2 separate regions of the Homo sapiens genome follow, and region 2 is linked to region 1. The links are chromatin loops, found by intact Hi-C in ENCODE. Cell type or tissue: endothelial cell of umbilical vein. All regions are shown on one strand.

The links. A loop is a pair of places that touch in the nucleus more often than their neighbours do. Peaks named below come from ENCODE experiments on the same cell type or tissue, not always from the same donor. Only the 100,000 strongest peaks of a DNase experiment are listed, where the experiment ranks them.
Region 2: a loop joins it to region 1, with 2.5 times the contacts of the local background. A loop is called at or near these places in 3 of 110 quality-filtered maps.

The regions. Positions count from the first base shown.
Region 1 is chr3:30,223,364-30,231,363 of GRCh38, reverse strand. No RefSeq gene overlaps it. Among named protein-coding and RNA genes, the nearest start is that of LINC01985, 290 kb to the left of the region's middle. In endothelial cell of umbilical vein, no CTCF peak of the experiment used is centred here; a DNase peak (open chromatin) is centred at 3,223; H3K27ac peaks cover 1,278 bases.
Region 2 is chr3:30,701,680-30,709,679 of GRCh38, reverse strand. No RefSeq gene overlaps it. Among named protein-coding and RNA genes, the nearest start is that of TGFBR2, 99 kb to the right of the region's middle. In endothelial cell of umbilical vein, no CTCF peak of the experiment used is centred here; a DNase peak (open chromatin) is centred at 4,179; H3K27ac peaks cover 720 bases.

The DNA of each region.
Region 1 (8,000 bases):
ATTTTTCCAGCACCCTGCTATAATTTTCCATGGTCTTCCACAGACTGCAGTTAAAGATTCTTCATTACTGGAGCATCTCCTTCCATTTGTACTCTGGCCTTTCACATTGTTTCTTCTCTTCTCCAAATCCAGTCAACCCAAACTGCTCATAGGTCCCCAAAACCCCATATTATCATTTATCCATGTGCCCAGCTCTTCCCTTTGCCTGGAATGTGCCATCTCCTTATCTACCTAAAAAAAGTAAAAGAAAAAATCTGAATCTCTGAGTTAAGGAGTTTTTGGTGAAAACCTTTTGTTCACTTTGCAAAGGAAGATTGTTTTTCACTCATGTCTAGATCTTGTTCATGGTATCACTGTGACTCTTATCACAGTGCTGCACAGTTTATTTCATTGATAGGATATTCAGCTACACTTTGAGCCATTAGAACATCCAGGTTGGTTTTATTCCTCTTATTCCCAGATGCTAGCACAGTGCCTGGCACGTTGGAGGCACTTCGTCAATGTCCATTAAATGGTTGATGGATTATTTAGTTGATTTATGTTTTTCTCTCTTTTTTTGTTCTTTAGCTAAGTGAAGAAAGAAATCACTCATAGGGTAGAATACAACCATGTTGGCATGTCCACAGCTATGTGAAATAAAGATTTGGGTCATTGTTAGCATCATGAGGAGAAGCAGGGACATTTATAAAGGAACATCTGAGCAGTGATCTTTTATTTTCTGTCTGACATTGCTAGATAGAAAAATTTCACTTGACCTTCAAGTATTATTTATTCGCCTCAAAGACAGCTGGGCTCCGTGTGTGTAGGCAGGCATGTAGAATTTTGGAGAAGGGAATATGATTAGATTATTGTTACTTGGATGATTTGCTTATTATGTTTCTCTGTAGTCACAGTTAAGAGTTTCATACGTGAGAGATGGACTTGCTTGAGTCAAAGAAACCATTTGCTTTCTGATCTCTTTAAACAGTAAAGGAATCACCTGTTCTTGTTTAGTCTCTGTGATCATTTATTATTTTTTATTATTTCAGCAACTAAAGCTATTCCTTAGTGCTTAAAAAATATTGACAAAATATAAAATTCTTCCTTGATTATGCCTTTTCTCTCTGCCTTTTCAAATTTGACTGGCTTTTGGTTGAGATATTCTTCTCAGATGAATAAGTTGAAATGGGAAGGTGTTTGTGTGAGTGCAGCACTGTTGGTCTAAACAAAAATGATATATCAAAAGATCTATGAGAGTAAGTCTTTTATTGAAAATGTGAATTTTTACAAAATGGTAAAACTTACATTTTAATGGGGCTAGGTTCATGTTTTTGTTTTTGTTTTTTAACTGAATAGTTGGTACATCTGGAATTAGCTTCAGTTCCCTTGGCTGACTTAAGTTATAGTAACATTGGACAATTGCATAGTCTCTCTGAGGTTTGGTATTTCCAGTTTTAAACATGGTTAACAATGCTAGTCCTTTCTCTTATTCATAGAAATTAATCAAGGAATAAGATGTTGATCTAAAACATTTTATAAGATTTATTAATTATTAGGCCCGGTGCAGTGGCTCATGCCTGTAATCCCAGCATTTTGGGCAGCCAAGGCGGGCGGATCACAAGGTCAAGAGTTCGAGACCAGCCTGGCCAATATGATGAAACCCTGTCTCTACCAAAAATACAAAAATTAGCCGGGAATGGTGGCGGGTGCCTGTAGTCCCAGCTACTCAGGAGGCTGAAGCAGGAGAATTGCTTGAACCTGGGAGGCGAAGGTTGCAGTGAGCCGAGATCACGCCATTGCACTCTAGTCTGGGTGACAGAGCGAGACTCCATCTCAAAAACAAAACAAAACAAAACAAAGATTTATGAATTATTTAATATATAAATACAAAAAAATACCTTAGCTGCTAGAACCTATGTTCCAATAATATGACAGTGAGATACCATTTGATGATAGGTAGGCTTCTGTTTTTAGTTTAGTTTATGTAAAAATATATTTAATTCCATATTTCATGAATATCCCCATAAATAGGCTTGAATAAATATAATTTTATAATTTGAATAGGTAATCTTGCTGTTAATAATTTAATTCTATTGAAACCAGTTATCCATCCCAAATTTACAGCATCCCATATTCATCATAAATTTTCTTTATTTTGATGCAAAGTCGCTTTCCTGTGGGAACAGCTCATGGAATTTGCATATTTAAGTTCCACTGTTTCTAGAGGTCATTGCCTGTTTTGTTTATAAGCTTGTTCCTTCTTAATGTTTCCACTTCAGTTAAACTTGAGATCACAGAAAGAAGGAAAAAAAATTGAGTAGTGGGTATCCCTTCCTATTGGATCTTCAGTTTAGCAGAAAAGCCCTGAAATTTTATGAAAAGTGTTTTGATATGAAAATTTTATCCTATTGACTAATCTCCAAATGTCTGGACTTCACATGGTTGCTTAACCAACACCCAACCCATCTTTACATGTATAACTTTCTTGGCTATTCCAATGTTACTATTTCTTTCTTTTACTGCTCCTATTCATTTATTTCTACAAACCAGTTCTGTAGAATATGTAACTTAATTGTCACAATCAAATCACTCTGTGGCAATAAGAGAAAGCCAACTGTACAGCAAGAGAAATATGTTATAAAACATCAACTATTTATTTATTTATTTATTTATCTGAGACTAGGTCTCACTCTGTTTCCCAGGCTGGAGAGCAGTGGTGTGATCTCAACTCACTGCAACCTCTGCCTCCCGGGCTCAAGCGATTCTCACACCTCAGCCTCCTGAGTTACTGGTACTAAAGGCACACACCACCATGCTCAGATAATTTTTTTTTTTTTTTTTTTTTTTGGTAGTGATGGGGTCTTCCTATGTTGCCCAGGCTGGTGTCAAACTCCTAGGCTCAACCTATCTGCCTGCCTCGGCCTCCCACAGTACTGGGATTATAGACCCAATCCTGGCCATAAAGACAACTATTCTAAGGAGAGTTTGCTCTGTGAGTGATTTTGAAAATGCCCTAGAGATTTTTTGCTTTAATTTTTTTCTTAGGGCTTTGAACCTATATGAGTCCAGAGTTAATTTTGTTACACAATAGATTTTTTTTTTTTAAGAATGGTTCCTGCATGCATATCCCCACCAAGTTTTCTTCTGAGAGTTGAAATGTTGTCTGGTCGAAAGATATGAGAAGCTACTAAGTTATTGCTTAGTCATTTCCTCATGAAGATAATTTTTGCTTTTATTGGCATTGGCTGACCCTTCATGAGGAAGATAAACATAAGATTTTCGCAATCAGTTATACTCAGAACAGAAATACTAGAGAAGGTGCAGGAAGAGGACAATGATGACTATAAAAGCAGAAGAAAGTAGGACTTACAAAGAAAGATCAAAGCAAGTGGAGTCCCTTTATCTGATCAGGAGGCATGTAAGGGCATGAAGACATTTCAAAGAAAAGTCACTAAACAGACTTCTTGGAAAGTTAAAATGATGAAGGTAGAAAATGGTTCCAGTCTCTAGAATTTTAAACTCTGAAGAAAAACAGAAGTTTGATAGATAACTTTTCATTTGCTCAAAAAGTGATGCTAAGTTAGAGAGGAATGGTAGATCAGCTGCTCTGTTTTCACAAAAGATCAAATAACAAGAATTTCCTTTTGTCCTGCAGTGTGATGGATTTAGGCCAACCCTTGGGTCACTTTAGGACACTTAGGTTTTTAAGCATTGAATTAAGTATGTCTCTAGAGTTTATTATCATTTGGAGTAAAACACTCTGAAGTTTGAGGGCAAAGTAATATTATCTTTAGCCTGAATTGATAAAATATGTCCTCAATGACAAAAGGTGGGAAAAAATTTTATGACAGGTCTTCCTGCTTGATGGTTTTAGGTAGTTGGTGAAAGCAGAATGAAGATCCCAAATTAAACCCAAGATTTGTGCAGGGTTGGGTTTCACATGAATCTGAAAATAACTAGAAGTTTGGTTGTAAAGGTGGCCCAAATTATATTTGCCTGTGGGAAATTAGAGGAGAGAGAGCAAGCAAGCAGACAAATTTGGTCCACCAGCCAATCCTTAGTTAATAGACATGAAGAGAAAACTCTATATGAGATATGATGATTGCCTCTCCTGTTCCTAGGCCCAGAATTAAGTCTAGAAAAGGGGTTTAAGTCTAGAAAAGTGAAAGGGCTAGCAGGTGGAGAAAAGCCAAAAAATAAAGGTCTTAACGTTTATTTTAATTAAAATTCCTTAAGATGTTGGGCTCTTAGTAAAACTATTTTGAGATTCATATGTCTAAATGTGACACAAAATAGGGAGAAACATGAAGCCCACATTTGTGCACAAAATAGTCGTGGCTTTAGCATCCTGAGTAACCCACCGTGTACCACTTTGACATGCTGAGCATTCCAGCAGAGGTGTTTGGTACAGGCAGGGCCACCAGCAGAGGTGGCATTGCCAAGAGGGAGGTGACCATAGTGGGTAACATAGGCAATTATTTCCCGGCTGCTTATCAGCAGCTGAGGTCTTGGCAGTCGACATTGAGAAGGGCCAGGACTTTTCGGGAAGCACACGTGAGACACTCTGGAAGATGTCTCAAGATCACTGGAAAATTGTTGTCACTTTTACCAGTATGTGGGACGGAAGTGAAACTAAATAAAGTTTAGGTTACTCTAGCTGTGCACTGGGCAATGGTGGATGAAGAAATACTGGTGCATGTAAAGAAAAACAAAATCTGGTCATGTCAACCTCATGAAATCTTAAGATAGAGGTGATCCTGACAAGTTGCAATAGAGTGAGACACAAAACAAAGCCAATATTAATGGAGGTGGGCAATGATCAGACTTGAGAAATAGCTTTTTTTAGTATAAAGATCATCCATTATTTATCTAGAGCTATATGTACATATGTCAAGACTTGTATTTGAATGTATTGTATTTCAGATGCATTATATTCTTTAACCCTCACAACAACTGGGTAAGTAATAATTACTGTATCTCTTATAATCTTTTCAGCTATAGTTACAGAAGACCTAGCTAAAACTGGTGTAACATTAAGGACCATTATTGTCTCTTATAAGAAGAAGAAGATGACAGGAGAGGGGAATATGCCAGAGCTGGTGCAGTAATTTATGAATGTCATTAAGAATTTAGGGGAGTGGGGGGAAAATAAAATAAAATAAAATAAATAGAAGAAAAACAAAAGAATCTAGGGTCTTTACAACTCTCCAATAAGTCACCGTTTTTATATTTGCTTCCTTCTCACCGTTATCTATCATAGTTACCAGGTGGCTACATCATCATGGGATTACAGTGACTGGCAAAGAAAAGGAGAGTTTCCTCTCACATCTTAGATGTCTCTAAGCGCCTTTCCCTGAGATCTCACTAGATTTCACTGGACTGAATCATGCTCAGGTTCTCAGTGCAAAGGAAGCTGGTAAAGTGAATAACAGCACTGTCAATCTGTTGAGTGGGAGCAAGGCTCTCCCAACTAAGATGGGGGATAGGAATGGCAATTAAGTAGGTGACAGCCATTTTATATGTGGGAAGAAAACAGAGGATATAAAACTTGCCCCAGGTCACAGAGCTCATAAGCAACCGAGCTGGGTCAAAAACTCACATTCTTCACAATCATGCTATAATGTACTCACTCCAGAGAGTCAGCCTGGGATCTAACCATCTCTTGGAATAGCCTGCAAATATAAGACAACCAAAGTATGATCTGGGGCTCAGGGGACGACACACTGGTGTGTCTTCCATCATGTTTCTGCCTTCTAGCTTTTCACTAGGCAGGCTTATGTAGAAGGCAGAGAGTGAAATTTTCTGAGTGCCCTAAATTCTCTTTCCAGCTTTCCATTTGACATTGGAGCATCTTTTTTATCTCTGAGTAACTGGAAAAGTCCGTCATTGCCATTCTAAAACACATTTTATGTGATAAGTCCCTATAAAACATCGAGGAAGCCTCTTTGATTTTAATACTTCTTTTGATCTCACAAAGGCTACAAGAAGGACATGTTGCTAAAGAAATAACAAGCTTCAAAAACTGTTAGAAGAATTTCTTTGTGGTTGCCATTTCAGATTCCTTAAATCCATATTGTTGCACTTGAGCTTCCTTTTGGCTTTCAAATGCTTCTTTTCAGCACTGATAATTTGCCAAGACATATCTAAGAGCTGAAAGAAAAGGAGATGGCAAGTACGGTATCAGTGATGTGATGTGTATGTCAACGGTACTCAATCACATTCCAGTATCCAGACTGCATCTAATTAGCAGGACTGCACTCACACCTCAACTTTCCCACATTACCTTCATCATCACAGGGCTGAGAATACTGAATACCATCCAAAACCCAGGCAAATAGTTTTCCAGTTTCATCTGTGGTGTCATTAACACTTAGGCCATGAAAGAAAATATTAACAGTCAAATAATCAAATATTTCTATTTGACTGTCTGGCTGCTCTTGGCATTTTAGTTGAGTCAAGAAAAAGTGCTCTGATAAAACAGAGTGAGCATGTGAGAACATGCAGTCCAAAATAAACCAATCACCCATTGATAAGTATGTGTTGCTGCACTTGCCACTTTTACCATCTCTGAGGATCCGTTTCCTCTGCTGGTAAATGAAAATGCTTATGTACACTTACAATAATTACAAAAGAGTAAAAGTGTAAATGGACACAGGTACAACTTAAGAGAATATAAGGATAGTGTTACTAATTTTACAGTAAATGAAATACGGGCATAACTTGTTTAATTGCACTTCACTTCTGTTTTGATTCATAGATATTGAGTTTTTTACAAATTGAAGGTTTGTGGCAAGCCTGTGTCTATCAGCACCATTTTTCCAACAGCATGTGTTCACCTTGTGTCTCTGTGTGACATTTGGGTAATTCCCACAATATTTCACACTTTCTAATCATTATTATATCTGCTATGGTGATACGTGATCAGTGATCTTGGATTTATTATTGCAACTGTTTTTGGGGCATCACAAAACACATTCATAGAAGATGGCAAACTGAATAAATGCTATGTACTCTGACTTCTCCACCAACCAGCCATTCCCTCACCTCTCTCCCTCTCTTCAAGCCTCCCTATTTCCTGAGACACAACAATATTGAAGCTAGACCAATTAATAACCTTACAATGGCCTCTGAGTGTTCACATGAAAGGAAGAGTCACACATCTCTCACATTAAATCAAAAGTTAGAAATGGTTAAGCTTAGTGAGGAAGGTATGTCAAAAGCCTAGGCCTCTTGCACCAAACAGTTAGCCAAGTAATGAATGCAAAGGAAAAGTTCTTGCGGGAAATTAACTGTGCTACTCCAGTGAATGCATGAATGATAACAAAGTCTTATGGCTGATCAGAAGAAAGTTTCAGAGGTCTGATTAGAAGATCAAACCAGCCACAACATTCCCTTAAGCCAAAGCCTAATCTAGAGAAAGACCCTAACTCTCTTCAATTCTATGAAGGCTAAGGAAGGTAAGGAAGTTGAAGAAGAAAAGTTTGAAGCTAGTAGAGGCTGGTTCATGAGGTTTAAGGAAGTCATCTTCATAACATAAAAGTGTCAGGTGAAGCAGCATGTGTCAGGTGAAGAAGCTGCAGAAGATCTAGCTAAGATGAATGATGAAGATGCCATCCCAGCAACAGAGTTTCAATGTAGATAAAACAGCCTTACATTGAAAAAAGATGCCATCTAGGACTTTTATAGCTAGAAAGGAGAAGTCAAAACCAAGCTTCAAAGCTTCAAATGACAGGCTGACTTTTTTGTTAGGGGCTAATGCAGCTGGTGACTTTAAGGTGAAGCCAAAGTTCATTTACCATTTTGGAAATCCTAGGGCCCTTTAAATTATGCTAAATCTACTCTGCCTGCACTCTATAAATGGAACAACAAAGCCTGGATGACAGCTTATCCCTTTATATCATGGTTTGCTGAGTACTTTAAGCCCACTGTTAAGACCTACTGCTATAAAAAAAAATGATTCCTTTCAAAATACTACTGCTCATTGACAAGGGACCTGGTTACCCAGGAGCACTGATGGAAAT
Region 2 (8,000 bases), 480 kb before region 1:
GAGACCGTAAGTATCATAAAAATACTCATAATCTCTTATAGTATATCTTAAGGAAAAATAAAACATAGCAAACTTATATGAAAATATTAATTGCAGCATTATTCACGATGGTGGAAAAAGGGAAATGGGAAGCAATCTAGCACACAGAAATACAGAAACGATAAAATAACAAGCATAGATATGTAGGAACAGAAAGGTGTGATGCATTTCCTGAGGATGTTAAAAGTAATAGCCAACACCCCTATTACAAAGGACAAGTTAACAAGAGAAAAGCATAACAGATTTATTTAATCTAAGTTTTACATGACACAGGAGGCTCCAGGTTAAATGACCAAATGATATAGGGTATAATGGTTAATATTAAGTGTCAGCTTGATTGGATTGAAGGACGCAAAGTATTGTTTCTGGGTTTGTCTGTGAGGGTGTTGCCAGAGGAGATTAACATTTGAATTAGTGGACTAGGAGAGGAAGACCCACCCTTTATGTAGGTGGGCACCATCCAACTGGCCGCCAGTGTGGCTAGAAAAAGCAGGTGGAAGAGAGTGGAATAAGCTGGCTTGCTGAGTCTTCCAGCTTTCATTTTTCTCCTGTGCTGGATGCTTCCTACCCTTGAACATCAGTCTCCAGGTTCTTTGGCCTTTGGACTTACACCAGTGGTTTGCCAGGGGCTCTCAGGCCTTCGGCCACAGACTGAAGGTTGCATTGTCATGTCGACTTCCCTACTGTTTAGGCTTTGGGACTTGGACTAAGCCACTACTGGCTTTCTTTCTCCTCAGCTTGCAGATGACCTATCATGAGACTTCACCTTGTGATGGTGTGAGTCAATTCTCATTAATAAACTCCCTTTCCCATGTACATATATCCTATTAGTTCTGTTCCTCTGGAGAATCCTGACTAATACACAGGGAAAACTATCTTATTTTATATTTAGCTTCTGTGAAGCAGGGACAGCTGAGTAGAAATGTGATTGGCCAATAAAATGTATGATCTAATAGTAATAGACTGATTGGAGGAAATTCATTTCCTTCTGTCATAGGGCAGAATTCTGGAATAGGGGTGTTATGACTCATAATCAAACAAGGTAGATGAAACACCTTCTTTATGGCCATTTCCTACATGGAAGGAAGTGGGTGGGGAGAGTTAGAGTAACAATTTTAAACTTCATAGCTGACTTTGGGGAAAAGAGATTCTGGTTTCTATGATTTGTCTTGGAAGAGAATGAGGCTGAGAGATAGGAAGGCAGAAGGTCAGAGAGAAACTTTGATTCTGAGACTGCTTCTGATACTTTAATTTGGGGGATATCATTTTCTGAGCCCCAACAGATGCATATGTAAGACATATAATCTTTTTACTTAATCACTTCTATATTGTTGCCTTATAAAATTTTGAATGTTCTATATTTAAGTTATTAATTTCATATTAACATTTTAAGAAACCACATTTAACATCAATTAGTGAAAATATATAACATAAATAGTTTAATTTCTTACAATACTTGTATATGAATGGTTTAATTTTCTAACACAATATCTGTATATTAACACAATTACCTGTCTCATAAAACAAATTAACACGATTACGTGTCTCATAAAACAAAACCACAAGGTATGGCCACATTAACAGCTTTTTCTTGGACCATTGTGCCAACAATGGAGACATTTGTTGCAGAAAGCATGACTCAGCGTAGTCCATAGGGGAGCTATAGTGAAAAAATATTCCAACAAATCGAGCTCTGTCCCAAATGTAGGGTCTGTTCCCTGACCAGAAAGAATGGAAGATAATATACTTCTTTCCTGGTTTTGGAGGAGATTTTCTTCTGATTGCATTCAGTTCCCAACATGTTCAACTGTGAAGTTTGAGGACCTGGGAAGATTTCACCTAAATATCATCACCATTATCCTTCTAGATATCCAGTGCTCCACCCTCTAACTTGAAGGGCTTCTGAGTGCTCTGGGAAACTGAAAAGCAGGTTACCCACACAGGACCTCAGTTAATAAATTATAGTCTATAACTTACTTTCAAATAGTATAGCACATGCATTTGATATATATGTGTGTGTATGATGGCTTTAATGCACATTACTAGGATGCATGGCTGCCCAATCTCAAAAATTACTCTATGGATGGTGAGTTAGTATATTAAAAGTCACACTTCAGAGACTGTAACTACAAGCATTTCACCTACCTTTATATATCAATAGTGGAGGTTTTGTCAATTATCATGATGGATATGCAAATAAGTGCTCATTGTTGAAATTACTGGTGTTCAAGGTGTATGTCTTAGTCCACGTTAGTGTTGTTATAAAGGAGTACCTGAGAATGGGTAATTTATAAAGAAAAGAGGTTTATTTGGCTCACAGTTCTGCAGGCTGTACAAGAAGGATAGTGCCAGTATTTGCTTCTTGTGAAGCCTCAGGCTACTTCTACCCATGGCAGAAGGTGAAGGCAAGCTGGCATGTGCAGAGATCACAAGGTAAGAGAGGAAGCAAGTGAGAGGGGCATTTCCATCCCTTTTTTTAAAATAAACAACCAGCTCCCTACTGGAACTAATAGAGTAATAAATCACTCATTATCATGAAGATGGCACCAAGCCATTAATGACAGGTCTGCCCCCATCATCCAAACACTTCCATTAGGCCCCACCTCTGACATTGGGGATCAAATTTTATCATAAGGTTTGGGGGACAAAAATCCAAACTATAGCAATATGTGGATGGACTAAAAATATTGTGAAGATCCCTTCCATCTTCAGGTGAATAGAATCCAGCTAGCTCAGACATCCAGATCTTTTACAATGGCATTTGAAGCTTGTTTCTGAAACAATGTCCAGGTACTAATTTACTAAATTCTGGTTGTTGAACACCAACTGTAAAGTTGCTGCCTCCTAACTTTAGAATATTGTTGCTCTTGTCTCAGGTGTGAGGTCTGGTGATGGTACCTAAAGAGAGAGACTTGGAACTTCCTTGAGGTTGTGGTAAAGGTTGTATTATCAAACCTGCCAAGACCAGCTCAATTGGGGAGGCCCTAACCCAGCAATGCTACAGGAATTAAAGACACACACACAGAAATATAGAGTGTCGAGTGGGAAATCAGGGACTCTCACAGCCTTCGGAGCTGAGAGCCCCGAACAGAGATTTACCCACATATTTATTGACAGCAAGCCAGTCATAATAAGATTTACTAAAGGTATTCCTTATGGGAAATAAAGGGATGGGCTGAATAAAAGGATGGGCTCTGGCTAGTTACCTGCAGCATGAACATGTCCTTAAGGCACAGATCACTCATGCTATTGTTTGTGGTTTAAGAACGCCTTAAGCGGTTTTCCTCCCTGGGTGGGCCACGTGTTCCTTACCTTTATTCCAGTAAACCGACAACCTTCCAGCATGGGCGTCAAGGCCATCACGAGCATATCACAGTGCTGCAGAGATTTTGTTTATGGCCAGTTTTGGGGCCAGTTTATGGCCAGATTTGGGGGCCTGTACCCAACAAAACCAAACCGGGGTCTGCTAATCCAGTGCAGCAAAGCCAAAGAGTGACACTGGGATGGAGATGAGAGAAAATGAGGTATTTATTGTAGGGTACTGAGCAAGAAGATTCAGGCAGCTCATGTTTAAGACCTGAACTCTGAGATGGTTTAAAGGTAGGAGTTTATAAAGATGGGGAGGCAGAGGTTACAGAAAAAGTCATAAATCAATACATTGAGGCTATACATTGGTTTGACTAAAAATGTGGGACATCTTGAAGCAGGGCCTCTAGGTCATAGGTAGATTCAAAGACTTTCTGAATTGTGATTGGTTAAGAAGCAAAGCTTTGTCTAAAATTTGGGATCAGCAGAAAAGAATGTTAGCTTTAGCTCATGGGTTTAACTGCCTCCCTCGGGAAGAAATTTAGAACGAAGAATGGTGATCGGAGTTCAGTCCTCAATTGCCCCTTATCTGAGTTCTATGTGCCAATGGATCCGTTTGGTGGGAGTTTGGATTTCTGTAAACCAACTCAGGAAGAGAGGTTAAAATGTTATCTTTAATTTCTATAGGGAACAAAACATCTTGTGATGCTAACTGCTTTAGCTATTGTTTTAAGCTACTTTTGTCTTCTTGCTTATCAAATCGCTCATTTACTTCCCAGGGCTAACTAGGTGTATGGAATTTCCCTTAAAGGAAGTCAAAATATTCCCTTATTATCACGCTTTGGTGGTGAGGGGTGGGCTGCAGGCCTTTAAGAGGGGTCCCTGCTCTGTCTCAGTTGTGTGACTCCTTTCTTTGCAATCTGAGATTGTTTTCAGTGAAGCCTGCTGGGGAGGTTTTTGGGAGGAGTCTTGTATCCTTAGTCTGCTTCTAAGCATTTGAAACTACTGATAACCAAATGAATCTGATAATTTTGACTGGCAAAATTGAGTTAGGTTAATTCATAACAGTCAAGGCCTGAGAAAATTATCTTGGGCCACTGGAGCCAGTACTGATTAACATTAAGTAGGCAGTAGGCTGCTATGGATGGGCGCTTCTTACCAGTTGCTAGTATGAAAGACTATTGATGTCATTCTTTGGCACAAGCGACATGATTCTCACTTGAATGGATCCAGAAGTTTTAGAGTTTCTGACTTAGTATCCGTGGTGTTCCCATGGGCTGACAGTATAAAGTGCCACTCCAGTGGGGGCTGGCTGTTCCCTGGATGATGACTTACCTTCATTCTGCATGGTTCCTTCAAGTCTGCAGCACATTGTCCCTCAGCCCCATGAACATCTTATCTCATCTTAGTTCCTTGGTCTCCCTTCAACTGGAAAATTTTAACTAGACTTGGTGATGGGGAAACAAGAAGCTTTGTTCTTATGTTTCCTGTCTTCTTTCTTGCTTTGAATCTCTTCACAGATTGCCTCTTGATGTTCAGAAGCACAAGCATTTGAAATTTTAAAAAGCCTTCCCTGGTATTCAGCTTTAACGGAAAATCATCCTGCCCCATGATTTAGCGTGAATGATATAGGAGACCAGAATATGACACCCCAAAATATGCCTCTTTAGCAGAATTATTTTGAGAAACAGCAGACACAGGAGAAGCTCTGAAAATAAAGGAGAAGTAAACCCTTTTCTATGGGAAATTTGCATTTATAAAGTAAATCTCAATTTTTTAAGTGTGTCTCCCTCTCTGTATAAGAAAGAGAAAGATGGGTAAATCACTAGAGGCTCTTAGCAGTGGGGAAGGTATTGACTTACATCTGCATTACAAAACTTACTCTTCTTTACTGTACTTTTCCTAGTTACCTCGTCCTCCCTGACACCATTCTCTGTTTTGTCTTTAGCTGAAGATAGTATTTATGCTTGAATTCTAAACTATCTCTTTGAGAGTTCCTCATTTGTCCCTGGGTGTCTCCCATGTATACATTTATTGCAGGGTACCAAGCAAGAAGATTCAGCCAGCTCGTGTTTAAAACCTGAAGTCCCAGATGGTTTAAATGCAGGGGTCTATAAACATGGTGGGAGGGGGGGAGGCAGAGGTTACAGAAAAAGTCACTGTATACATGTTAATAAACTTCTATTTGTTTTTCTTTTGTTAATCTGTCTTTTTATATTGAGGCCCCAGCTGAGAATTTACAAGGGTAGAGGAAAAATTATCTTTTCTGTCCCTGTAATGGGCACATGAAGAAATACCATGAAAAAGAAACTTTCTAATTCATATATATATATATATATATATATCCCAAGCCTTATCTCAAATCCCTAGAATAAGATAGGTTTGGAAAGCTAGAATTTTGGAGAACTTTCCAAAAGATAATATGGTACATATTATGTGTGCAGGGAAGCTTACACTTCTCTTCTGAAGGTTTGATAATTGAGTCGGCTGAAATAAACTGATAATAGACAGATTAACAGGAGAAAAGGCATACAAATGTATTAAGATGAAAGTGCACAGAGTCACAAAAAGTATGAAAACTCAAAGACAATTCAGATGATTGAAGCTTAAATCCCCTCTTATAAACCAAAAATAAAATCCTAAGCCCCCTCAGCTAACTAAACATGTAATCGCCTGGTGGGTTCTTCCTGCCCATTACATGGACAAAATTAATTCACTGAGATTGTGGTATTGCAGTAAAGAAATAGTTTAACTGACATGAGGCAGACCACACAGGAGAACTGCAGTTGTCACTCATACCAGCCTCACTAAAGGCTCAGAGGTTAGTTTTTCAAAGATAGTTTGGTGGACAGGGGACTAATGAATGGGTGCTGCTGATTAGCTGGGGATGCAATCACAGGGGCATGGAAAATAGTCCTTGTGTGCTGGAGGGGCACTCTGGGTGAAGGGCCACAGGACCAGTTGAGTCCTGAGTCTGGGTGGGGTCAGTGGTTGCCAGGACACAAAAGTCTAAAAAACATCTCAAAAGGCCAATTTAGTTTCTACAATAGTGATGTTATCTAAAGGAGCAATAAGTCACAAATCTTGTGACCTCCAGCCACGTGACTCCTGAGCAGTAGTGGACTACAGAAAGTAGATCTTAGCAGAATTCAGTCCCCTTTCATGGTTAGCTTGGCCTATAGCCAAGAATGGGTAAAAACAGCCAGCATGTGAGGCTAGAAGCAAGTTGGAATCAGCCATGCTAGATTTGTCTCACTGTCATAATGTTTGCAAATGCAGCTTTAAACAGACCCTCTCTAGTTCAGGGAGAACCCAGAGAAACCTGAAAAACTGAATTCCCAGCTATGATGGGAATGGAGGTCTGATATGCCTCATCATACTCCCACCCTTTGCAGTTTAGGCGCAACTGACCAGCATTAACATTAAAATAGAGATCATAAGACTGAGTAAACAGACTATGGCAATAAGACACCAATTCCAACCTGACTGGTATAGCATGTCATGGCACATGACAGATAGCAGACCCTGAAGGAAATAAACAGATTTTACTTTATTTTTCTTTAACATGTTTTGAAATGGCTCTGCAAAGCCATCTTTTGTGGGGGAAATTTGCATCTGTAGAGAATCTCCATTAATGGAGTCAGGCCTTCTCTTTCTAGGCTTTTCTTGGATCTAGGAGAGATTAACTGAGAGTCTGATACCTTTAAAGTCTGAAAAGAGACATTTATCTTCTATTCTCTCTGAAGACTGTGATCTATGAAGCTTCATCTACATACCAAAAACCTTGGCCCTCACAACCCCCCTTATCTTTACTCAAGCATTTTTGTTTCTACTGACTTCAAGTCTTTAGACAAAACTTAACTCTTTCAACCAACTGCCAATCAGAAAATCTTTGAATTTACCTATGATCTGTAAGCATCCCCTCCACCCTGCCTTCAAGATATCCCACCCCTTTAGGCTGAACCAATGTATACCTTCTATATATAGATTTATGATTTTACCTATAATTCCTGTCTCCCTAGAATATATAAAACCAAACTGCAACCTGACAAGCTCAGTCACAACTGTTGAAGGAGCTCTTGAGATGGTTCTCAGGCCATGGTCACTCATATTGGGTTCTCAGGCCATGGTCACTCATATTGGCTCAGAATAAGCCTCAACACTTTTCATGGGGGAAAGGGAAGTGGAAGATAATAGACAATTTTTGAGGAAGAATACATGATTTTTAGGGGAGGTGAATGGGCTTGAAGAACAGACAATAGCCTGGGAAAAAGTTTGTATGAGCTCCAAGTGTGGAGTCAGCTTCAATCTTCTTTCCTATGAGTTAGTCTCATCTGTTTGATGAAATTATGGGGATGAAGGGTGGGGTGGGGCAAGACAATTTAATGCCTTCTGAAGGAAATTCTCTTAGTCAAATAAGGAACTCAGCATTTGCTGCTCCTCAGGTCCTCTCAGTTGGAAGTTCAAAGCAGTATATTTCAGGGTATCATTTTCTGAGTCCCAACATGTGATACCCTGCAGCACGAAGTAGGTAACACTCCCATAATCAGTCATACTAATATTTCTGGTATATAACATAAAAATATGCACCGTAAGTGTGGTAAATAAAGACTTAAAAGTAGCCTCACATTAGTTCAGGTCAGGTTTAGAAGCCT